2 separate regions of the Homo sapiens genome follow, and region 2 is linked to region 1. The links are chromatin loops, found by intact Hi-C in ENCODE. Cell type or tissue: spleen. All regions are shown on one strand. Links, peaks and the distances in the headings refer to the core of each region. The heading gives the core; the rest is flanking DNA.

Region 1 (13,040 bases), core at 3,090-11,089:
TTAGTTGGTCTTAAGTTAGGACGTAGCCTGCTTCCAATTGCACCACATAGGCTAAGTGGTCAATAAAATATCTCGAGTTAACATAAAAATATAAAGTTCTATCTTTCTTTTTTTTTTTTTTTGAGACAGAGTCTCATTTTGTCACCCAGGCTGGAGTGCAGTGGCACGATCTAGGCTCACTGCAACTGCTGCCTCCTGGTTTCAAGTGATTCACCTGCCTCAGCCTCCCAGTTTCAAGTGATTCTCCTGCCTCAGCTTCCCAAGTAGCTGAGATTACAGGCACGTGCCATCATGCCTGGCTAACGTTTATATTTTTGGTAGAGACAGGATTTCACCATGTTGGCCAGGCTGGTCTTGAGCTCCTGACCTGAACTGATCCACCCACCTCAGCCTCCCAAAGTGCTGGGATTATAGGCATGAGCCACCATGCCCAGCCTAAATTCTGCCTTTTTGGAATGCTAAGGTGCCATAGCTACAGGAGGGATGAAGGATGGAGGGATAAAGAATATGTACTAGTGTAGGAATAAGTGGAGCACTGGTGACAACTCTGAGAAAGTAAAAAAACAAACAGAAAAAGTTCTTGCAAAATTCTGCTACCTGCCTGGAGGGCAGTAAGAACATTTAGAAAGATATTGCTGCTGGCCGGGAGCAGTGGCTCACGCCTGTAATCCCAGCACTTTGGGAGGCTGAGGTGGGTGGATCATGAGGTCAGGAGATTGAGACCATTATGGCCAACATGATGAAACCCCGTCTCTACTAAAACACAAAAAATTAGCCAGGCATGGTGGTGTGCGCCTGTAGTCCCAGCTACTCGGGAGGCTGAGGCAGGGGAATCGCTTGAACCCGGGAGGTGGAGGTTGCAGTGAGCCGAGATCACACCACTGCACTCCAGCCTGGTGACAGAGCAAGACTCCATCTCAAAAAAAAAAAAAAAAAAAAAAAGGAAAGATATTGCTGCTAATCCAGATATGGATGCTGTGATGGCCAGAGCCTTGGCACTCAAAGTGAGATCTGTACACCAGCATGGGCATTGCCTGGGTGCTTATTAAAAATGTGGAATATCAGGCTCCACCCCAGACCCACTGAATTAGAATCTACATTTTGACAAGATTCCCAACTGATTCACATACACAATAAAGTTTGAGAGTCTCTGGCCTAGAGCAGTGGTAATGAGGATTGAGGAGCCAAAGTGAATTCTAAAGTTGTCTCAGTCTCAGTACTACGGCAAATTATTGAGATAAGACTTTCCTTTCTACTCTCACTTTCCAGGTTCCAAAAAGGAAGGGTTTAGGTCCACTTACTAGCCATTTGACCTTGGATAAATTATTAACTCCCCTATGCTTCATTAATATGGCTCTGTTGTCACTAAGGTATCCAAAAAACTCTAACTGCTGACTCTATGAATTATTTGTAATCCTCCTCCTCTTGCACTGCCCGGTCAAGTGGTCATACAGTTCATTTGAATTTTTATGTATTTGATCTACCCTATTGTAAAGTTAACAAATTACTGGGGAGTAAATACTAAGACTAATGATGGTTCCAACAGGGCCCCGCTTCTAGCTGTGAGGAATGAGACGTTTGCCTCCCTTGGAACAAAGCTCTATAAATAGGTAATCTAACTGGAAAATTGCTCAACAAATGTATTAATTATGCTTAATGCTTGCATATAGAATAAATTTGGTGGAAATCACTAATGTACCAAAGGAGTAGCATCCTAGGTCATATAAGAACTAGTTCCTCTTCCCTTAGCATAGTGGCTTCGAACAAGTAGAAAATCATCATCGCCATTATTTTTAACCCTTAGGATAACTTTCCAAAGGCCCATTCATCCTCAGTGTGGAAATGGTGAGACTAAAGGGCTGACAAAACTAAAAATAAACAGAGCAGATTTTAAACTTAATTGATGATGGCTTCCAAGGACTTTAAAAAACTCAGGTGTCTCAAGGAAAAAGCTTGTCCTCATTTCTTATCAATGGATGACTAATCATTTTGAACCATTTTTATTTTAACCATTTTCAACTCTCTTTATCTACAATTTGTCCCCACCTTATGCCTAGTTTAACACAACTGCCAGTGAATTCTAGGGAGGATAAAAACACTTTATGGCAAGCAAAAGCTGGAAGGCAGCACTTGAGAATGAATGGCAGATGAAGAAATTCTGAAAATCCTCTCCTCCATATAAGCAATGTGAACACTTTGCAAAAATTGTCAAAATTAACTTTTCTCAGAACTCTGGAAATTAACAAAAGATCTACAACTATCTGAGAAGCTTTTATTCAAGAAAAATGGTTGAGGCTGGGCACAGTGGCTCACACCTATAGTCCCAGTACTTTGGGAGGCCAAGGAGGGTGGATCACCTGAGGTCAGGAGTTTGAGACCAGCCTGACCAATATGGTGAAACCCCATCTCTACTAAAAATACAAAAATTAGCTGGGCATGATGGCGGGCACCTGTAACCCCAGCTACTTGGGAGGGTGAGGCAGGAGAATCGATTGAACCCGGGAGGCAGAGGTTGCAGTGAGCCAAGGTCATGCCATTGCACTCCAGCTTGGGTGACAGAGTGAGACTCCATCTCAAAAAAAAAAAAGAAAAGAAAAGAAAAAGAAAAAGAAAAATGGTTGCATCTAGGTAAAAACAGTGAGCTTTGTGGAATTTCCATGTGCCCTATTTCCATACTTTGAAGTAGATGGAAACAAAACTACAGTTTACCAAAATTCATGGTATATAGTTAAATCAGTGCAGAAAGAAGTTTATAGCTATAAACGCCTATATTTTAAAGAAGAAAAAATATCAAATGAATAAATTAAACTTCCACCTTAAAAAACTGGAGCAAAAGAGCAAGCTAAGCTCAGCATAAGCAGCAGTAGGAAAATAATAAAAATTAAAGTAGAAATAAATGAAATAGAAAAGAGAAAAACAATACAGAAAATCAATGTAACCAAAAGTTTGTTCTTTGAAAATATCAACAAGATAAATATTTAGTTAGACTGACCAAAAGAAAAAAAGAGAAGAATAAAATTACTAAAATCAGCAATGAAAGAGGAAACTTTATGACCAAATGGAAATAAAAGGAATTACAATGGGATACTACGACAACTGTTTGTCCACAAATTAGATAACTTCCGTGAAATGGATCGCTTCCTAGAAAGACACAAACTACTGAAACTGGTTCAAGAAGAAAGAGAATATCTGAATAGACCTATAATAAGTCAAGACATTGAAATAGTATTAAAAAAGAAATTTACCCAAAAGAAAAGCCCAAGCCCAGATGCCTTCCATATTGAATTCTACCAAGCATTTAAAAATAGAAGAATTAATACAAATTCTTCAAAAACTTTCTAAAAAATAGAAGAAAAGGGAACATTTCTCAACTATTCTATAAAGCTAGTATTACCCTGATACCAAAACTGAAGACATTGCAAGAAAATAAAATTATAGACCAACATCTCTTATAAATATAGGCGCAAAAATCTTCAATGAATATTAGCAAACTGAATCCAGCAACATATAAAAAGAATTATACAATATGACCAGGTGGGATTTGTTCCAGGAATGCAAGGTTGGTTTAGCTTCTGAAAATCAAGCAATATAATACACTGTATTAGTAGAATAAGAAACTGTATGATCATCTCAATAGACACAGAAAAATCTTGTGACAAAATTCAACACCCTTTTATGATAAAAACACTCAACAATTGAGGAATATAAGGGAACTTCCTCAACCTGATAAGGGGCATCTATGAAAAACGCATAGCCAACAACATAATTAATGGTGAAAGATTGAAAGCTTTCCCCCTTATAAGTGGGAACAGGTCAATGATGTCTGCTCTTACCACTTCTATTTACATTATACTGGAAGTTCTAGCTGGGGGCAATTGGGTAAGGAAAATAAATAAAAACACCCAGATTGGAAGGAGAGAAGTAAAAATACTTATATTTAAAGATAACATGATCTTATACACAGAAAATCTTAATGAATACACACACACACACACACACACACACACACACACACACACAAGCTATTGGAATAAGCAAGTCAGCAAGGCTGTAAGATACAAGATCAATATACAAAATTCAATTGTATTTCTATACATTTGCAATGAACAATCCAAAGGTAAAATTAAGAAGATAATTTAATTTACAATAACATCAAAGAGGCCAGGTGCAGTGGCTCATGCATGTAATCCCATTACTTTGGGAAGCCAAGGTGAGGAGATTGCTTGAGTCCAGGAGTTCAAGACCAGCCTAGGCAACACAGCAAGACCCATCCCTAAAAAAAATTAAAAAAAATTAGCCAAACACAGTGGTGCACACCTGTAGTGCCTGCTACTTGGCAGGCTAAGGCAGGAGAATCACTTGAGCCAGGGAAATTGAGGCTGCAGTGAGTCATGGTCACACCACTGCACTCCAGCCTTGGTGACAGAATGAGACTCTGCTCTCAAAAACAAAAACAAACAAAAGCATGCAACAGCATGAAAGAGAATAAAATACCTGGAAATAAATTTAAGAAAAGAACTTCAAGACCCGTACACTGAAAACTAGAAAGCATTGCTAACTGAAATTAAAGACATAAATATATGGGAAGCCATCCCATGTTCATGGGTCAGAAGGCTTATTAAGATGGTAATACCTGCCGGGTGTGGTGGCTCACACCTGTAATCCCAGCACATTGGGAGACTAAGGTGGGCAGATCATTTGAGGTCAAGAGTTTGAGACTAGCCTGGCCGACATTGTGAAACACCGTCTCTACTACAAATACAAAAATTAGCTGGGCATGGTGGTGGGTTCCTGTAGTCCCAGCTACTTGGGATGCTGAGGCAGGGGAATTGCTTGAACCTGGGAGGCAGAGGCTGCAGTGAGCTGAGATCGCACCACTGCACTCCAGCCTGGGCGACAGAGTGAGACTCTGTCTCAAAAAAAAAAAAGGTGGCAATAGCATCCAAATTGATCTACCGATTTAATGCAACCTCTATCAAAATCTCAGCTTTTCTTTTTCAGAAATTAACAAGCTGACCATGAAATTCACATTGAAACTCAAGAGACACAGATGGGCTGGGCATGGTGGCTCACGCCTGTAATCCCAGCACTTTGAGAGCCCAAGGCAGACTGATCACGAGGTCAGGGGTTCAAGACCAGACTGACCAACCCTGTCTCTACTAAAAATACAAAAATTAGCCGGTCATGGTGGCGCATGCCTGTAATTCTAGCTACTCAGGAGGCTGAGGCAGGAGAATCGCTTGAACCTGGGAGGCAGAGGTTGCGTGAGCTGAGATTGCACCACTGCACTCCAGTCTGGGTAAGAGCGAGACTCTGCCTTAGGAAAAAAAAAAAAAAAGACACAGAAAAATCAAAAACAATCTTGAAAAAGAACAAAGTTCTCACGCTTCCCAGTTTCAAAGTTACAAAGTTACTACAAATTGACAATAATCAAGACCATGTGGTACTGACATAAGGATAGACATGCAGATGAATGAATGAGAGTCCAGAAATAAATCTATACGTCTGTAGTCAATTTTTGACAATGATGTTGACATCATTCAATGTTCTCAGCACCATTGTCAAAAGAATCCTCTTTTCAATAAGTGGTGCTAGGACAACAGGATATTCACGTGCAAAAGAATGAAGATAGACGCCTATCTTACATGATATACAAAACTTAAATCAAACTGGATCAACGACTTAAATACAGGAGCTAAAACTGTACAATTCTTAGAAGAAAACATGGGCATAAACCTTGTGACCTGAGTTAGCCAGTGGTATGTTTGACATGATTCCAAAAAACAAGTGACAAAACAAAAAATAGATAAATCGGACCATCGAAATACAAAATTTTATGCTTTACTTTGGGAGGCCGAGGTGGGCGGATCACCTGAGGTTGGGAGTTCGAGACCAGCCTGACCAACATGGAGGAACCCTGTCTCTACTAAAGATACAAAATTAGCTGGGCGTGGTGGTGCATGCCTGTAATCCCAGCTACTTGGGAGGCTGAGGCAGGAGACTCACTTGAACCCAGGAGGTGCAAGTTGCCGTGAGCCAAGATCCCGCCACTGCATTCCAGCCTGGGCAACAAAAGCAAAACTCCATCTAAAAAAAAAAAAATTGTGCTTCAAATGACACCATCAAGGAAGGGAAAAGAAAATCCACAGAATGAGGAGCAGTAATTGCTAATCATATACCTGATAAGCAACTTGTACCTAGAATACATAAAACACTCTTGGCTTGTTTTTTGTTTTTGTTTTTGTTTGAGACAGAGTCTTGTGCTGTCCGTTATCCAGCCTGGAGTGCAATAGCACACTCATGGCTCACTTGAGCTTTGACTTCCTAGGCTCAAGTGATCCTCACACCTCAGCCTCCTGAGTACCTGGGACTCCAGGTGTGCACCATCTCACCCAGCTAATTTTTGTATTTTCTGTAGAGATGGAGTTTTACCATGTGGGAGGCTGGACTCGAACTCCTGGGCTAAAGTGATCCACCTGCCTCGGCTTCCCAAAGTGCTGGGATTACAGGCATGAGCCACCATGAGCAGCCCATAAAGTACTCTTACAACTAAATAATAAAAAGATAAAACCACAATTTTAAAAATCAGAAGGATTTTAATAGATATTCCTTCAGAGAATATATACAAATGGTCAATAAGAACATTAAAATATGCTCAACATCATTAGCCATTAAGGAAATACGAATCAATACCACAATGAGAAATCACTTCACACTTACTAAGACAGTTATGACAAATTTTGGTAAGGATGTGGAGAAATGGGAACTTGCATATATTGCTGGTGGGATTGTAAAATGGTACAGTCACTTTAGAAGAGTCTGGCGGTAACTCCAAAAGTTAAACATAAAGTTACCATACAACTCAGCACTCTTAGGTATATACCCAAGAGAAATAAAAAATATGTGCCTATACAAAAACCTGTAAATGAATATTCATAACAGCTTTATTCATAATAGCCAAAACATGGAAACAACCCAAATCCAACTCGATTAATGAATGGAGAAACAATATCCATAAAATGGAATATTATTTGGCTATAAAAAGAAATGAAGTACTGATATGTACTGTGACATGAATAAACCTTGAAAATATCATGCTGTGAAAGAAGGTAGTCATAAAAGTCTGCATAATATGTTAATTCTTTTTTTTTTTTTTTTTTTGAGACAGAGTTTCATTCTTGTTGCGCAGGCTGGAGTGCAATGGCGTGATCTTGGCTCACTGCAACCTCCGCCTCCTGGGTTCAATCAATTCTTCTGCCTCAGCCTCCCGAGTAGCTGGGATTACAGGCATGTGCCACCATGCCCGGCTAATTTTGTATTTTTACTAGAGATGGGGTTTCTCCATGTTGGTCAGGCTGGTCTCGAATTCCCAATCTCAGGTGATTCGCCTGCCTCGGCCTCCCAAAGTGCTGGGATTACAGGCATGAGCCACCGTGCCTGGCCCATCAATTCTATTTTTATGAAATAGTCAAGATAGGCAAATCTATATAGAAAAAAATTAAATTAGTAGTTACCAGGAGCTGGGGGGAGGGGAAATGGGGAATGACTGCTAATGGGTATGGAGTTTCTTTTTGCAGTGAGAAAATGTTCTAAAGTTGGGCAGTGATGGTTGCACAACTCTGTGAAGATACTAAAAATCACTGAGTGGTATGCTTTAAAGGAGTGAATGTTACGGTGTGTGACTATATCTTAATAAAGCTATTATTTAGAAAACGAACAAGCTGGAAGAGCTAACCGGGAATCTTTCATATTTAAGACTTCCTAGAAATTTTCCATTTTGGAAAAACTCAGTGTGGTGGCTATCGTGGTTATCTTTCCAATTCTATTCCTCCCCCATTCATTACATAGTCACCTTGCAGTTTGGATGGGATTATCCTTACTACCAGCTTCAATAAATTCTAATTTGACTATTCTAGTCTGCCTTGCCATAGCCTAACAAATGGTATTCAAGGGTAACCATTAGAAAAATGAAAAGGCTTAAGATTTTTGTTAGGTCACAACTAACACTTGCTCTCTCTTCCTGGATGTGAAGTACTGATAATTGTTGGCAGCTGTCTTACAACCATGAGCGAGGTCAGCTTAAAGACAAAACTGCTTTGGGAAGCAAAGTTTGGCACTTTGGGAAGCCAAGGCAGGTAGATCACTTGAGGTCAGGAGTTTGAGACCACCCTGGTGAACACGGTGAAACCCTGTATCTACTAAAAATACAAAAATTAGCTGGGTGTGGTGGCACACGCCTGTAATCCCAGCTACTCGAGGGGCTTGAAGCACGAGAATCACTGAACCCAGGAGGCAGAGGTTGCGGTGAGCCAAGATCTTGCCACTGCACTCCAGGCTGGAAGACAGAATGACACTCTCTCTCAAAAATAAATAAAATAAAATAAAGTAAAAGTAAAGTAAAGTAAAGTAAAATACTGACACATAGAGGAGGGGCGAGCCAAGACTATCTCAGAAAAATGGAGCAAGAACTCCATTTTTTAACTGTGCCTGACTCTTGTTTGCTTTATATAGGGTGTGACTCTGTGACTGCCTCAGTTTCTCCTAGCCTGATTGTTAATAGTGTCTCCTTTCTCAAACGAGTCCTGCTTTAGATGGTCATTCATACGTCATACTCCCCATAACTGGATTTTCAGTTACAGATCAATGAATTTATTAGTTAACCCAGGTCAACTGTTTCTCAAGGCCATCCAAGTTTTGTTTGTTTGTTTGTTTGTTTGAGATGGAGTCTAGCTCTGTCACCCAGGCTGGAGTGCAATGGCGCGATCTCGGCTCACTGCAACCTCCGCCTCCTGGGCTCAAGTGATTCTCCTGACTCAGCCTCCCGAGTAGCTGGGATTACAGGCTCTTGCCATTATGCCCAGCTAATTTTTGTATTTTTAGTAGAGACGGGTTTTTGCCCTGTTGGCCAGGCTGGTCTTGAACTCCCGGCCTTGAACTCCTGGCCTCAAGTGACCTGCCCCCTTCGGCCTCCCAAAATGCTGGGGTTATAGGTGCCCAGCTGCACTTTCCTCACTCTTGGCAATGTCTTAGTCTTTCTTCAGGACCCAGATGACCTTCTCCATGAAGTCTTTCTAGATTTTCTGGAATAAAAGTAATCACTCCCAACTCCCAATTTTTCTCATACCTCTATATCAACACTCATTGCATTACAATGATACATTTTTGCATTTCTCTTCCTCAGCTGAACTTGAACTTCTCCAGGGGGAAAAAAAGATTATGTTATTTTTCACTTTGTATCCAAAGCATGAGAACACTGTGTACCTGGAACATCACATATTTTATTGTATTATTATTTTATTATTTTGAGACAGAATCTCACTCTGTCGCCCAGGCTGGGGTGCAGTGGCGTGATCTCGGCTTACTGCAATCTCTGCCTCAGCCTCCCGAGTATCTGGGACTACAGGTGCAGGCTGTTTTGCATATTTTGTAGAGATGGAGTTTCACTATGTTGCTCACCCTGGTCTCTAATTCCTGGGCCCATGCAACCTGCCAGATTCAGCCTCCCAAAGTGCTGGGATTACACGCATGAGCCACCGTGCCCAACCTCATGTATACATGTGTGCACACATGCACGCACACGTATGTGCACACATGCACGCACACGTATGTGCACACATGCACGCATACGTATGTGCACACATGCACGTATACGTATGTGCATACATGTATGTATACGTATGTGCATATGTGCGTGCACACGTGCATGTGCATATATGCATGCATACACGCATGCACACCTGTGTACACACGTGTGCATGCATGTGTGCATGTATGTGCATGTACATGCATGTGTGTACATGTGTATATGTGTGTGCATGTGTGTATGCCTTGTGTGCATGCATATACATGTATGTATAGATATGTGTGTGTGTGCATATATATATTGTTTTTTACTACAAAAAAAAAAAAAGACAGGATCTCACTATGTTACCCAGGATGGTCTTAAACTCCTGCGTTCAAGTGATCCTCCCACCTCAGCCTCCCAAAGTGCTAAAATTACCGGCATGAGCCATCATGCCTGGCCACCTTGTATGTTTTAATATTTGTTGAGGAATAAAGGAAAATAAATAACTAAACGGAAAATCCATTAATTTGTTTACTTTATCATCTTAACAGTCTTAATAATTTTGCTCAGTGTTCTCTATTATAGAGGAAATGACTGTTAATGATGGCTCCCATCATTAACTGTTGATGACTGTTAATGAGGGATCCCAAAATATTTAAGGTGGGTTGGCAACTGAATTTAGGCATGAGCTTATGTGATAGGGAAGGCCCTAATAGTTGTTTCTATCTCCTTGTATTGCAAAATGCTTTGTTTCGTGCTTTTTCAGGTATTAGACAACACTTCAAATTTATACCTACAATGATATAAAAGGCTAAAAACAATCAGATATGATTTCCAAACTATAAAATTACTAGACTAGGGGAGGATGCATCCTTTTCACAAATTAGTTGTTAGTTTGGTACCAATTTGTGTAAATGCTATAACACCTTTTGCCAATTCTGAGCTTCAAAAAATAATATATTTACGTAAACTTGACTCTGAAAACTTTCTCTCGTGTTAATCCTGATGCATTTAATTATATTTTATGAGGTACTTATTACCAAAAATTACCAAAAATAGTTTAAAGACTATTTGATATCACTGTTTCTTAACATCACAAGGCCAGTTTGTGTACCTTTCTAATATTATGCTGGCATGTAACGAATATTTTCTTTCAAGGCCTGAGATTTATTTTTCCCATGGAATAAAAATATCTTTGTTTGCTCCTTACTATTCAATTATATGTCTCCTATTTCCTACAATTGTCATCTAATTGCATTTGTTTCTGATTGACTACACCAGGTATATTAGCAAGAAGATGAGATCTACAATATACTCTGGTTTGTGTAATAATTAAGAATTGTAAAGTATTGCATGCTCTGTCACAAGGAATAATTTGCCAAAGATAAATCCTTCTAATAGGTAATTTTATTTTTTATGGGTTGAAACAGTAAATGGAGAAATAGAGAAAACAAAAGTTAGTAATGTAGATGAAATGAGACAAAATGAATGTACTTTCTCAATTAAGGAATAATAATAAAACTTTATATCCATTTCCCTCCCTGGAATTGTTATAAATATTTTACATATGTTAACTTGTTTAGTCCTCACAACAGTCCATTTATAGACAAAGAAACTGAAGCAAGTGGCTAGGCACAGTGGCTTACACTTGTAATCCTAGCACTTTGGGAAGCTAGGGCAGGAGGATTGCTTCAGGTCAGGAGTTCAAGACGAGCCTGGGCAACATAGCAAGACCCTTTCTCTACAAAATAAAAATAAAAATAAAAAAACTGAGGCGAGAGAGGTTAAGTGACTTGCTTAGGTCACATGGTGGACCAGAATTCAAACTCAGCCTGTCTGACTTTCACAGTATTCAGGCTTAGCCAATAGTTTATACTGTAACCTAAAGGAAAGCATTCTTAAGATAGGGAAGGTATTTTGTAGAGATTCTAAAGTCAGGAGGTCTAGTTTATCTTAACAACCTTTGTTTCTTAGTAAATGTTAAAGTCGCCGGGCGTGGTGGCTCAAGCCTGTAATCCCAGCACTTTGGGAGGCCGAGGTGGGCGGATCACGAGGTCAGGAGATTGAGACCACGGTGAAACCCCGTCTCTACTAAAAATACAAAAAATTAGCTGGGCGTGGTGGCGGGCGCCTGTAGTCCCAGCTACTCAGGAGGCTGAGGCAGGAGAATGGTGTGAACCCGGGAGGCGGAGCTTGCAGTGAGCCGAGATTACGCCACTGCACTCCAGCCTGGGCGACAGAGCCAGACTCCGTCTTAAAAAAAAAAAAAAAAAAAAAAAAAGGAAATGTTAAAGTCAAGTTTTAATTATATTGTTGGTAATTCTGTAAAATGATACAATAAGAAACAGATTTTGTTGGAATTTTCCTGAATTATTGTGTGAGAAAAAAAGCACTTGAAAAAGATTGTTCTTTTAAATTCCTTTTTTTTTGAGACGGTGTCTCGCTCTGTCGCCCAGGCTGGAGTGCAGTCGTGTGATCTCGGCTCACTGCAAGCTCCGCCTCCCGGGTTCACACCATTCTCCTGCCTCAGCCTCCCCAGTAGCTGCGGCTACAGGCGGCCGCCACCGCGCCTGGCTAATTTTTTGTATTTTTAGTAGAGACGGTGTTTCACTGTGTTAGCCAGGATGGTCTCGATCTCCTGACCTCGTGATCCGCCCGCCTTGGCCTCCCAAAGCGCTGGGATTACAGGCATGGGCCACCGCGCCTGGCCTTAAATTCTTCCACTTGTTGTTTGTGCTCTTAATGAACTGTTCTGCAACGACATTATGTTTCATAAAATTCCTCTTAACTGAAGCAAATGATATGGTGGAAGGAAAGAGCAAGGTGTTTAAATTCCCAGAGCATCTTAGCAGAAAAACATGATATACCTTCCTAAGTCTCAGATGGTGAAATTGACTTTCCTAAATCTCAGATGGTGATGTATACATTACATTTGTTATTAAACTAAATAATGCTAGACCAAAATCTACTTTGCAAACTGAATTTTGAGAGTTGAACATCTACTATATGTTGTTTAAATTAACTCAATACTGTACTTGCTTATTTAAATAGCATTGACTTTGGAGTCTGACAAAGCCGGGTCCAAACTCCATTGCTGTCACTTATTGAATGTCATCTGGGCATTTAACTTAATCTTTTTGTCTTACTGTACAGTTTATGACTGTTGTGAAAATCAAGTTAATAGTTAAATAATTTCCCTAGCATGTCATTTATGTTCCCTTGTTCAGTAAATATTAGTCAATCTCTCTCCACAATAAACTTACTGAGTTTGTTTACACACACGCACAAGCTGCATACATAGTCTAGGTGAAGATTTTAGCATTATGAGCTTAAATAAACTAGAATGAGTCATAACTATCTATCCAAAAATAAAGAAATTTCCAAAAACACTTTTAAAAAGATAATAGTTAAGGCCAGGTACAGTGGCTCAAGCTTAGAATCCCATCACTTTGGGAGGCCAAGATGGGTGAATCCC
Region 2 (13,040 bases), core at 1,590-9,589, 45 kb before region 1:
CTAAGAGCAGAGTCCCATTTTTTTTTTTTTTTTTTTTTTGAGTGAGTCTCTCACTCTGTTGCCGAGGCTGTAGTTCAGTGGCGTGACCTCGGCTCACTGCAGCCTCCACCTCCTGGGTTCCAGCGATTCTCCTGCCTCAGCCTCCTGGGTAGCTGGGATTACAGGCACACACCCCCATGCCCAGCTAATTTTTGTATTTTTAGTAGAGATGAGGTTTTGTCATATTGGCCAGGCAGGTCTCGAACTCCTGACCTCAGGTGATCTGCCAGCCTCAGCCTCCCAAAGTGCTGGGATTACAGGTGTGACCCACCACACCTGGCTAGCTTCCCACTTTTGAACCATTCATTCTGTGACACCTGAAGTCCTCTGTATCTTCAGCCTCTTTTTCCTGACATAATTGATGCAGGTTCTCCCCTGTAGACATTTCCCCCACAGTCCTTTCCATACTCCATCTACCACAGGACCAGAAATAAGATGAGCATTCATCTTACATCCCAATGCCTTCTACAGACCCTTGCTTCTATGCCCTCAAGTAAAAACTTTTCTTCTGTTGAATTTCAGGCTGCCACATTAAACCACAGCCCTCTTCCTTGACCTACTACCATCGTACTGGCCCCGATCCACCTCGGGTCCCACAATCACCATGAGTGACCACAGTGTCCATGTACATAACCCATCCAACAGCTCCTTGACCTTGTCAACCCTATGACCTCCATGTAACTTTAGTCACCCCCATTCTTGGATGAATCTTGGATCTCATTGATTGCCTCAAATTACTCCACCTCCAGAAACTTAAATTCTAGTATCCTATCCTCTTCAACTTTCCATTTCTCTCACTCATTTCTGCTTCTAGACTTACTCTTTGATCTTAACAAGACCTTCCTTTGATTTTTCCATTTTCTTCCAGCCTATGTGTCTCTCCCCTATCCAACCTAAATTCTTGGCTCTTCAACTCAATTACTGTGTTGACAAAACTGTCTATTTTTTTGTCCCCTCAACCTTCATCTAACCCAACTGGAAAAACAGCTAGACCTTCCATGAAGCAGATCCCTGGTCATTTCTCTCTCCTATTCCCCCATAGCAATGAACTCCTTCATTCTCTTTCAACTCCCTAGTTCCTCTGTATCCCATTCTACCTCCTCTTATAAGATGATCTCATTTAATACCTTACAAAGGAAATAGAAAGTATTGAAGAGTAATTACCTTAAGTCTCTGTTCCTCAACTCCAGTATGCAAAATTACCTTCATCTGTCCATATCTTTTTCTCTTTCCTCTCATCTAAAGCTAATCCTCTTACCTAAAGCTAATCTAAAACTAGAGCCACCTGTACTCTGAATTTTACCCTGTCTACCTCATCATGGGCCTGATTCCATCAGTTAACTCTCTGGTATCATTAGTGTCTCTGTCTCTACTTGCATCTCAGAAACTTCTGCCCCAAGTAAGCCCCTGCCCACTGGGCCTTCCCCAGGCCTGGGAAATACCCTCTTTGACCATATCTTCAGGAGCACCATTGACAGAAGGAAGAAAGCCAGAAAAGGTGAATGATTTTTAGGAATGGGAATTTGGAATTGGGACTTTACTTTTTTTTTGAGACAGGGTCTTACTTTCTCATTCAGGCTGGAGTGTGGTGGCACAATCACAGCTCACTGCAGCCTCGATCTCCTGGGTTCAGGAGATCTTCCCACCTCAGCCTCCCGAATACCTGGGACTGCAGGTGTGAGACAACACACCAGGCTTGTGTGTGTGTGTGTGTGTGTGTGTGTGTGTGTGTAGACGGGGTTTTGTCATGCTGCCCAAGCTGGTCTCGAACTCCTGGGCTCAAGTAATCCTCCTGCCTTGGCCTCCCGAAGTGCTGGGATTACAGGTGTGAGCCACTGTGCCTGGTCTTGGGACTTTACTTTTTCTAAGTACAGGGTTTGATGGGCCATTCCAGCAGAAATGTCAGGTGGGAAGTTTATAAATGCATATGTTATCTTTAGGAGAGAGATTAATCCCGGACATACACTGTCTTCCTTACTCTGAGACATCAAAGGCATGTACTTAGGTATTAACTGGAATGGGGAAGTGTCCCTGGCTGTTTCTTTTCCTGGAGTTTTTCCCAAAGGGCCTTTAAGTTTTCAGCATATAAACACATTTATTTTAAAGGCATTTCCATGACGTTGAAGGCACAGATGTTACAACTGAATTTTATCCCAACCTCCACATGTGGAATCCAGAAAAAAATTCTCTGGTCTTATGATTGAACAGGAAATGAAAGACAGTGTCACTCTAGGTCCTCATTAGGAATTCCTATATTTTTACACCATTGGAGAAACATTTAGGGAAAATGTGCAGCCATGTTTTTAAAAAGATTCCCAAAACTCTTGTTAGAGAATAACTTTGCTCTTTCTCTGGGAGTCACAGCAAACTATTCTAAAGATGCTTCCGCCTCCCGTTTTGAGCACCACCTTCTAACATAGTGCACGCTACAATGAGAGTAGGGAGCAGGAGAGGCTAAGAAATGCTGATTTCTTGGCTAGCATGCCTTTGGCCTTTGGTTGAAACTACTCCTTGGAAGGTTATTATATTCCAAATTCCCTCTGATGGATAATTGATTTGTCAATCTCAATTTTTTCATCGTATATTTTAAAAATTATCTTATGTTGTTTTGAACTACCAAGATCAGCACACTCTTTTTCATGATAACACACTTTGGTTATAAATATCATTGCAAAGCGCACTTGAACATTCATCAGAAACTTGAAGATTTTGTTAAACTATGAGGATGGCATTCATCAGGATGGCATTCATCAGATTTCATTAAACTATCAGGATGGTATTCACTGAATAACTGCAATGCAGCTCTGCCAAATGGTCATCTGTCTTCTCTTTGAATCATGGGTCATTATACAGGTAGATGAAAACCTGCAAATAAAAAGATAGACGAGAATTATAAGACTAGAAAAGTCTTTTAAAGATTGCCTACTCTTTTTCAGACGCTAAACTATAAAAGCCATTTCAAAGGATAATATTTTATAATCTATTCCTGTCTCTTTCCCTTTCTTCTTTCCTCTCTTCTTCCTTTTCCTTCTCTTTACACAAAACATTTCCTGAGCACTCATAACATGCCAGGTGCTATGTTAAGTATGAATGATATAGTAATGAACTATAATCAGTTTCTGCCTTTATTTATTTATTTTTGTTTTGGTTTGGTTTGGTTTTGAGACAGAGCCTCAGTCTGTCGCCCAGGCTGGAATGCAGTGGCGTGATCTCAGCTCACTGCAACCTCCACCTCCCGGGTTCAAGCAATTCTCCTGCCTCAGCCTCCTGAGTAGCTGGAACTACAGGCACCCGCCACCACGCCCGGCTAATTTCTTTATTTTTATTTTTAGTAGAGATGGGGTTTCACCATCTCTTGATGGTGAAAAGAGATCACAAGTTGGCCAGGCTGGTCTTGAACTCCTGACCTCAGGTGATCCGCCCGCCTCGGCCTCCCAAAGTGCTGGGATTACAGTAGTGAGCCATCGTGCCCAGCTGAGTTTCTGCCTTTAATATTCTGTTTAGAGGAAAGAGAGAACGTTACTACATCCAGAAACCCAGGTGGGATATCTATGTTTCTTAACTCCACTGGATGATCAGGCAATATGTTTATGGAGGTGAGGCTTGAACTCATTCTTTAAAGGACAAGTAGAATTAGGGGAAGCAGGCAAGGGGAAAAGGACATTCCAAGCAGAAGAGATATTATAAGTAACATCATGGAAAACTGAGAGCACATGGTGAAATTGTATAGGTGGCATGACTTGAGCAAATTGTGTGAATGCAGATACAGGAGAGTCCTCATCCGCCCTACTAATGATGACATTTACGTACAATAAAATTAGCTCTTATTTTTAACGCTCTTCTCTGGTAGAATTCTTAAAAAGCTGAGAAGAATAAAATCTTATTCTATGTCATTTAATCAGAACCAAATACGAGAAGAGGAAACTCAAAGGAAAATTTTCATCCATTCAATTCTTTCTTAGTAGTTATTATTCGCTAAGGGCAATGGTTGTTAATAGGAATAGTCAAGGAATAATTTCTCGATTATTCTCAGCTGATTTTCCTGGCAGTATTTCATTCAAATCAGAAGAGTGTTAATTCCATTTTTCATAAGATCGGGGAGCATGACCATCTGTGTCAAGAAGAAACGAAACCTCAAAGAGTTCCAAGTCAGTTTGGATCAGTCTCAGGAAATCCTGACTTTTATTTGATGTGGCCCATAAGTCCAATTATTGTACTCACAAAAAAGGCTCTTCAAAGACTGGCTATTAGCCTCATTTTACATTCAGGGACAGGAAATGATAAATCTTAAAACAAGGACACAGGACTTTTAGAACTGATGTCAATGAGAGTCTCTCTCTTATCTTTCTATCCTTCTTTTTGATCTGCTTCCTTCCTCTTTGCCTATTTTTTTTTTTTTTGGCTCCCTGTTTTCTTCCTTAATTTATATCTTATGCCTACCAGTGTTTCCCTAGGTAGTTTAATATTTCTAATGGTGATACTTGTATTTATAACATTTTCCCTAAAAAATATTTCAAATAACTCTTCAGATCATTCACGTCCCAAGGATTGTCAGATAGGTTCCTTTTATGACTTCTTACACACTCCTATGTTTGACAGAGCCACACCTGAAATGGTAGGATTATTGTCTTTGCGTCACTCAGATGCAAGTCTTGTGGAGGATTCAGTCTCTCCCTAGCCCTGCCCTGTGAGATAGTTTTAACAGAAATGTGTATGAAGACATGCATGGCAGAATTACCAGATCAGCTGGTGACTCAAAGCTAAGATCATAAATTACAGACTCTATATCCAAAATGATCTCAATTGGCTGGAATGCTGGTATGAAATCAATAAGACAAAATTTAAATCAGATGTAAAGCCCAGGTGTGGTGGCTCACGCCTGTAATCCCAGCACTTTGGGAGGCCAAGGCTGTCGAATCATTTGAGGTCAGGAGTTCAAGACCAGGCTGGCCAACATGGCGAAACCCCGTCTCTACTAAAAATACAAAAATTAGCTGGGTGTCGTGGCACATGCCTGTAATCCCAGCTACTCAGCAGGCTGAGGGAGGAGAATTGCTTGAACCCACGGTGCTGAAGTTACAGTGAGCCGAGATTGCGTCACTGCACTCCTGCTTGGACGACACAGCGAGACTCTCTCTCAAAAAAAAGGAAACCTGCTAGATCTCAGAATTATAGCAATAGTTTCAGTTGACCTCATCTCCTTCCTACATGTGTTCCCCTCTCTGCCCATGTCCTTCTGACCTTGTGAGTTCTGAAATGAGTCCAAACTTCTCCCATCACAGTCCCTCTCTCTAAGTATACAGATTTATCTTTCTATCATGACTGAGGTATGCACAGAGTTGACTTTATGAGTGTACGATCTGTGTTGCTGCACAGAGTCCTGCACTTAAAAGCACCCCATACTCAGTTTAATGTCTCCTTCTGGAAATTCTTCTTTTCTTTTCTTTGTGCTCACTTTGGCAGCATATACACTAAAATTGGAACAATACAGAGAAGATTAGCATTGTCCCTGAGCAAGCATGACACACAAATTCATGAAGCATTTCATATTTTTATTTATAAAAAATAAAATTTTTTAAAAAGTTAAAAGTAATTTTAATTGGCAAATAAAAATTATATATATTTATCATGTACAAAATGATGCTTTCATATATGTATACATTATGGAATGGTTAAATCAAGCTAATTAACATATTCATTACTTCACATGCTAATAATTTTTTTGTGGTGAGGACACTACAAATCTACTCTCTTGGCCATTTTTCAAGTATGCAATACACTATTGTTTACGATAGTCATCATGTTGTGCAATAGATCTCTTGAAACTTCTTGAAATTCTTAACAATTTAAAAATTTTTTTTAGAGACAAAGGATCTTACTGTGTTGCCCAGGCTGGTCTTGAATTCCTGGACTCAAGCGATCCTCCTGCCTCAGCCTCTTGTGTAGCTGGGATTACAGATGCAAGCCCCCATGCCTGGCTGTAACAACTCTTGAATAAAGAGTCTGGCATTTTCATTTTGCACTGAGCCCCACAAATTATATAGCCAGTCCTCGGTATAGGAAACATCCTTTTCTTCTCTGAGCAGTTGAAGTTTTCCAAAAGGAAGTTTTTCTATGAAAATGAGGTAGCAAACAAACAAGATGGCTACACCAAAAGTTAGCAAAAATAAAATTTCAGATTACAGGTGAATCCCAAAGTGAACTAGCACCAAGCCAAAAATGCAATTAGTCAGCACAGTAGAGACAGTCCATAGCGTTTGGCTCCTTTCCACTTCATTTGTAGCTGCCTAAAATGTTAAATTAAGATATGCACATGATCTGAGATGGATTTTGTTTGGCAGCAAAACCAAACTGTAGTATCTGTAGGATTCTGGCTATGCTAGGAATAGACCCTAGGTCACTGGCCCTAGCTCCATCATCACTTGCTAGTCCCATTTCTGACCCACTCCTTCTGTTCTTTCTACCCATTTCAGATCTCCAGGTCTCTGGCTTCTTCACTTTGGCTCCATTTACTTCATATCTGTTTTCTAGCCAATTGAAAAGGTCAGTTTGTTATGCAAACTGGAGAACCCTGGCTTCCTTACTTATTATTAGCAAAATGTAAGCTTGCCAGATTTAACTAATTAAAATGTAAGATCCACAATTACTTTTGAATTTTAGACAAACAATGGATGCATTTTTAGTATATGTTCCATATATTGCATGGCATGTACTTATAGTAAAAAATTATTTATCTAGCTTAAATTCAAATTTAATTGAATGTTCGGTGGGGTGCAATGGCTCACGCCTGTAATCCCAGAACTTTGGGGGGCTGAGGCAGGAGGATCACCTGAGGTCAGGAGTTTGAGGCCAGCCTGGCTAACATGGTGAAACCCCATATCTACTAAAAATACAAAAAATTAGCCAGGTGTGGTGGAAGGCACCTGTAATCCCAGCTACATGGGAGGCTGAGTCAGGAGAAATGTTTGAACCTGGGAGGCGGAGGTTGCAGTGAGCTGAGATCATGCCATTGCACTCCAGCTTGGGCAACAAGAGCAAAATTCCATCTCAAAAAAAAAAAATTTAATTGAATGTTCTGCATTTTACCTTGGGACCCTGTCATCATGGGCACCCATGGATCATGGGCTGCCCTGAACATACAGGAGATGCCTACTATCTAACCTCCTTGGAGGCCATTGGCATGTCTTCAGTTTTCTTGGGACCAAAACTCTCTCGGTCTCATCTGATGTCAAATTCTCTGCTCCTGCAGCTTCTGCCCCCTCTCAAGTTCCCACTTCAATAAAAGAGCAGAAATTACTAATGAATCCTGGGTTTATTGAGCAATCATACCTCTTTCTCAATTTACCTGAACAATTCTTCCCATTTACTCAAGTTCTCTTTCATAATTCTATTCCCAAGTACCCCCAGAAAAGTAACTGTTACCAGATTTTGCAATACAGATGTTGACCGGTTTTCTCATCCGTATATCTACGGTAGCCACTGTATTGCATGGTATACAGTGGAATTCAATAAATGTCTGTTGGGTGATTGAATTAGTTAATTAAAGCGTATATTCCCTATAGGTTTTTTTGTTGGAACAGATAGAACAGAGTGTTCTATTTTATTCCAGAGGGAAGGACCAGGGCCAATAGCGTGAACACTTAGGGAAATCATTTTGACTTCAACATCTGGAAACTTTTCTTAGCTCCAGAGGTCAAAGTGGTGGTGTTGAGAAGTCAAGATCTTCCTACCCTGGCAATGTTCAGAAGGAGGTCTAATTTCCACCACTATGGCATTGCTGTCACAAACAGAATTTCTGGACTAGGGGCAGTGAGAAGTAATTGTTAAACTACTTCCGAACCTAAGAATCAAGAACGTTAATGCACCCTCTCCACAAACACACTTTTATTTTTTCAACTTAAAAGTTGCACTTGATACTGAATTCTGCTCTTCTGAGAACAAGGACATATAACAGATGCACGCACACATTAATGATGTGCCAACTCCCTTTTGTTTCAAGTCTTATAGAGCATAAAGACAAAGAGGTCATTTCTAGTAATGGAGAGTAAAAAGCCCTTAATTTTTCAGTTTATCTTTGATTTATGTTTCTGTGTTTGTGTGTGGCCAGGCTCTCCTTGGCCTTTTCAAAAGGAACTGGCATAACCACTGAAAATGTGTGGTAACTGACTACATGTCCCTGGGGAGAAATCTTATGTTACTCAAAACACAGTTGCTAATGAACAGCCTGTGTTAGTCCCTCAACATAAGAGAAAAAAAGCTATTTGTAGGTATGAAGGTAAGCACAACCATTCCCCCAATAACCCTGGAATTCTTATATATCTCACCATTCTTTTTTTTTTTTTTTTTTTTTTTTTTTGAGGCAGAGTCTCACTCTGTCACCCAGGCTGGAGTACAGTGGCACAGTCTCAGCTCACTGCAACCTCCGCCTCCCAGGTTCAAGCGATTCTCCTGCCTCAGCCTCCACAGTAGCTGGGATTACAGGGACCTGTCACCATGCCCAGCTAATTTTTGTATTTTTAGTAAAGACGGGGTTTCACCATGTTGGCCAGGCTGGTCTGGAACTCCTGACCTCAAGAGATCCGCCCACCTTGGCCTCCCAAAGTGCTGGGATTACAAGCGTGAGCCACCACCCCCAGCCTCACCATTCTTTTAATGTTGTAATATGTGAGAGAAAGGGAGAGATATTCGAGGTGAAGTAATTGTGCATATTTGAGAAGCATATGCTGTGTATGAGGTGGGGGTAGGGAGATAGAAAGGTATCGTGGGGAGGGGACAAGATGTGTGATGTCCACAGGACTATGGTGGGGAGTTTATGATAGCTCAGCATGTTGCGTGCCTGTGAAGACTGAGTAGAGGCAGCTGTCACAGACTGTGTGTGTGTGCAAGTGTGTGTGCACACATGCATGAGTGTATCCATGCATGTGCAGTAAGAATAAAGATGGTTGATGGAAACCAAGTGTGTGTTGTGGGTAGGATGGTGGGCAGAGTGTATATATGTGTAATTGGTCAGGGTTTATATGAGGGTGAAGGTAGGAAGTGTGGTAACTGACTACATGTCCATGGGAGAAATCTTATGTTACTCTAAACTGTGTTTTGAGTAAGACAAGTTTGAGTTTTATAGAAGAGGAATAAGTCTGTGTGAAAGAACTGAGCACAAGTGCGTTTGTGTTTTTGTGTATGAAAGAAACTGTTGGTGGCAGCTAAATGTGAGGTATGGATAAAGTGGTGGGGACAAAGTCTGTAAATGTATATAACAGGGTATTGTGGGAGTAAGGATTGGCTGTAGTGTGTGTACGAGTGTGTACAGAAGTGAACAGAGTGTGTGTGAAAGAGAGAGAGAGACAGAGAGCAAGAGGGAGGGAGGGAGGGAGGGAGGTAGCTTTGGGAAATTTGTGCTTATTTATGGATGGGGTATATTTTTTGAAGAGTCATTTGTGTATGGACAGGTTATATGTTTATGTTTGAACAAAGTGTGACAGAGAAAGTGTGTACGTGAATGCACACGTGTGCATGAGAGTGTTAGGTCAGAGTATTCAAGTAGCGGATAGAGCCATAGTGTGTTGTCCAGTGGTAGACCAATGCATACGTGTTTGTGGCAAGTGTGCTTGTTTGGCAAATGTGTGTGTGGTGTAGGCCCCATGGTGACGGTGAGTGAGACCCAGAAAAAGGAAAGCCAAGTCACCATTTGCAGTTTTTCTGTCTGACCTGCTTATCCTGTTTCCATTGTCTCCAGAGACCAGGAAGGTATACTAAGCACAGGTTCAGAGCAAGCTGATTGTGAATAAAAGAAGACCTTTAGTCTCCTCCCTATGGATTAGTCATGCCTAAAAGACAAAAAGGCAGTGAGGTGCCAACACAGTGCTTCCTCAGCTATGCCCTGGGCATGGCCTTCCATGTGCTCTCTGAGAGCCCAGGGGAAAAGGGTACACCCAGGATGTATCCACCCTCAGGGCTTTGTGCCGTCATCCTCTCAGCATCGCCAAGTCCCAGCCACGTGACACACAGGCCTCTTTGCTTATATGCGGTATTAATATTTCATTCACTTCTGTCCCAGAAATTTGTAGACCTATAGAATGTTAGATCTGGAAAGACCCTCAGAGGTGCTCTAGATAGTGGTTCTCATTTGGGATAATGGGGGAAAGGACAGTGGCTACAACAGAATCTGAGAGTTTGATTGAAAGTGGGGATGACCGGGGTGGCTCAAATTCTAGGGAGCTTTAAACAACGTAATAGGGGAAATCATAAATATGCCACCTGAGTTTCAGTGCAAACTGAAAGATGAGCAATCGTGACCTTTACTAGGCACTGTGAAATACACATTTATAAGAGAATAATTTTATAATAGATAATGGACTAAAAATATCAAATGGTATAGAAAAACGTTTTAATGCATCAATGTGTTTCTTGAGAAGAGACTCTGGTCTTCTCAAATTATAAAGCTGTGTGCTTAAGAAATAGGAAACTCTGCCAGGCGCGGTGGCTCACGCCTATAATTCCAGCACTTTGGGAAGCCAAGGTGGGTGGATCACTTGAGGTCAGGAGTTTAAGACCAGCCTGACCAACACGGTGAAACCCCGTCTCTACTAAAAATACAAAATATTAGCTGGGTGTGGTGGCTGGCACCTGTAATCCCAGCTACTCAGAAGTTTGAGGCAGGAGAATCGCTTGAACCCAGGAGGCGGAGGTTATAGTGAGCCGAAATCGTGCCATTGTACTCCAACCTGGGTGACGAGAGAAATTCCCGTCTCAAAAAAAAAAAAAAAAAAGCAAGAAATAGGAAATCTTCCACCCTTTTTGCCTCCTCAATTTGCCTTCATTCCTAACATTGGCCTTCAGATTTAACTAGAGAACTTAGAGAAAATAACTTACTGAGGCTTTTAACAAATCTGTCATTTCCTTTTCCCTTTTCTTTGATCCCAAGGTTTTTCCTCTTACTGCTTAAAAAGTAGAGCAATAAAAAAGAACCCCTAATTTATGTTTTATTGATTTAATTTTTTTAATTTTTAATTTTTGTGGGTACATAGTAGGTGTATATATTTCTAAGGTACATGAGATGTTTTGATACAGGCATGCAATGTGAAATAAGCCTATAATGAAGAATGGGGTTTCCATCCCCTAAGCATTTATCCATTGAGTTACAAACAATCCAATTATACAGACAATCCAAATATACTCTGTTATTTTAAATTATACAGTTAAGTTATTATTGACTATAGTCACCTTGTTGTGCTATCAAATAGTAGGTCTTATTTATTCTTTCCTAAATTTTTTGATGCCCATTAACCATCCCCACCTCCCCTGCACTACCTTTCCCAGCCTCTGGTAACCATCCTTTTACTTTTTATGTCCCTGAGTTCAATTATTTTGATTTTTAGATCCCACAAATGAGTGAGAACATGTGAAGTTTGTCTTTCTAAGGACTCATAATTCAGAATCAAAGAGATCTCTCTTTAAATCTTGGCTCCATCTCTTACTGTATGACCCTGGAAAAATTGCTTAACCTCTCAGAGTCTCAGCTTTCCCATCTATAAAACAGTACAGGGCCGGGCGCGGTGGCTCACGCCTGTAATTCCAGCACTTTGGGAGGCTGAGGTGGGCGGATCACGCGGTCATGAGATCGAGACCATCTTGGCCAACATGGTGAAACCCCGTCTCTACTAAAAATACAAAAATTAGCTGGGCGTGGTGGCGTGTGCCTGTAGTCTCAGCTATTCGGGAGGCTGAGGCAGGAGAATCGCTTGAACCTGGGAGGAGGAGGTTGCAGTGAGCCGAGATCGCGCCACTGCACTCCAGCCTGGGCGACAGAGTGAGACTCCATCTCAAAAAAAAACAAAAAAAAAACCAAAAACAAAAACAGTACAATACTGACTACTATATATAAAAATTAAATAGTATATATATACTAAATGTATGACCCAGAGCAGGCCATAGGCAAATATGTGCCCCGTTTCCTTCTTCAACAGATGCTTTTACCTCTACCTGTTACGCTGACAAGTACCATTTGTCCAGTAGAGTCAATGAAGGCAGAAAACACCCGAACTTCATCTGCCAGGGGAACCCAGAAGGACCACGAATAGGATGAGATGAGTGAGGCACAGAATTTAAGGAGCTATCAAAGAAATTAGTAATCAAGAGAAATATTTAATGTAATATTTTTAAAAATAAAAATTAATGCTTTGGGTGATGAACATGTTCTAAAATTAGATAGTGGAAATAGTTGCACAACTATATGAATATACTAAAAACCACTGAATTGTACACTTTAAAAAGATGAATTTATGATACGTGAATTATATCTCAATAAAGCTATCATTTAAAAGCTAATATAAAAAATCATGATAAATTAAATGTCAAAATTTTAATGAAAGTAAGGATCAAACCAGAATCTACCCAAACCCAAGGACACCAGATTCCAGATCTCAGGACCACAAACACTGCTTGAGAAAAGTGTGAGAAGGAAAAAGAAGGGACCACATACAGTGAGAGAAAAAGAATATACATTCTGTTTCCTTCTTGTAGTTTGTTTGTTTGTTAGTTTTTTCTGAGACGGAGTCTCGCTCTGTTGCCCAGGCTGGAGGGCAGTGGCATGATCTCAGCTCACTGCAACCTCCGCCTCCCGGGTTCGAGTCATTCTCCTGCCTCAGCCGCCCGAGTAGCTGGGATTACAGGTGCCCACCACCACGCCGAGGTTAGTAGAGACGAGGTTTCACCCCGCTGACCAGGCTGGTCTCCAACTCCCGACCTCAAGTGATCCGCCCATCTCGGCCTCCCAGGGAAGTGCTGGGATTACAGACATGAGCCGCCACGCCCGACCCACAAAGACATTTTAAAGCAGGAATATCTGAAGTGGCTTTTAAAGCTTCTTTTATGTGTCCTGTGCTGTGTAATCTCTTCCGGATAACTCCCTGCTCTTTAAATGAAGACTATGTGTATGGGCGGCCATTTGTGTAGAAGCCAGCGGAGGGGCTGAGTTTCATGTGCAGATTGGCCTGCTCAGCATG

What was found. Peaks named below come from ENCODE experiments on the same cell type or tissue, not always from the same donor. Only the 100,000 strongest peaks of a DNase experiment are listed, where the experiment ranks them.
Region 2: it touches region 1 in a loop (1.9-fold over the local background); 6 of 110 quality-filtered maps call a loop at or near these places.

What each region holds. Positions count from the first base shown.
Region 1 is chr9:111,877,789-111,890,828 of GRCh38, forward strand. No RefSeq gene overlaps it. Among named protein-coding and RNA genes, the nearest start is that of UGCG, 13 kb to the right of the region's middle. RefSeq lists an enhancer at 8,509-9,337. In spleen, for the core only: no CTCF peak of the experiment used is centred there; no DNase peak of the experiment used is centred there.
Region 2 is chr9:111,834,342-111,847,381 of GRCh38, forward strand. It overlaps the pseudogene RNU6-1013P. Among named protein-coding and RNA genes, the nearest start is that of SHOC1, 46 kb to the left of the region's middle. RefSeq lists an enhancer at 6,656-6,825. In spleen, for the core only: no CTCF peak of the experiment used is centred there; a DNase peak (open chromatin) is centred at 5,130; H3K4me3 peaks cover 789 bases; H3K27ac peaks cover 5,989 bases.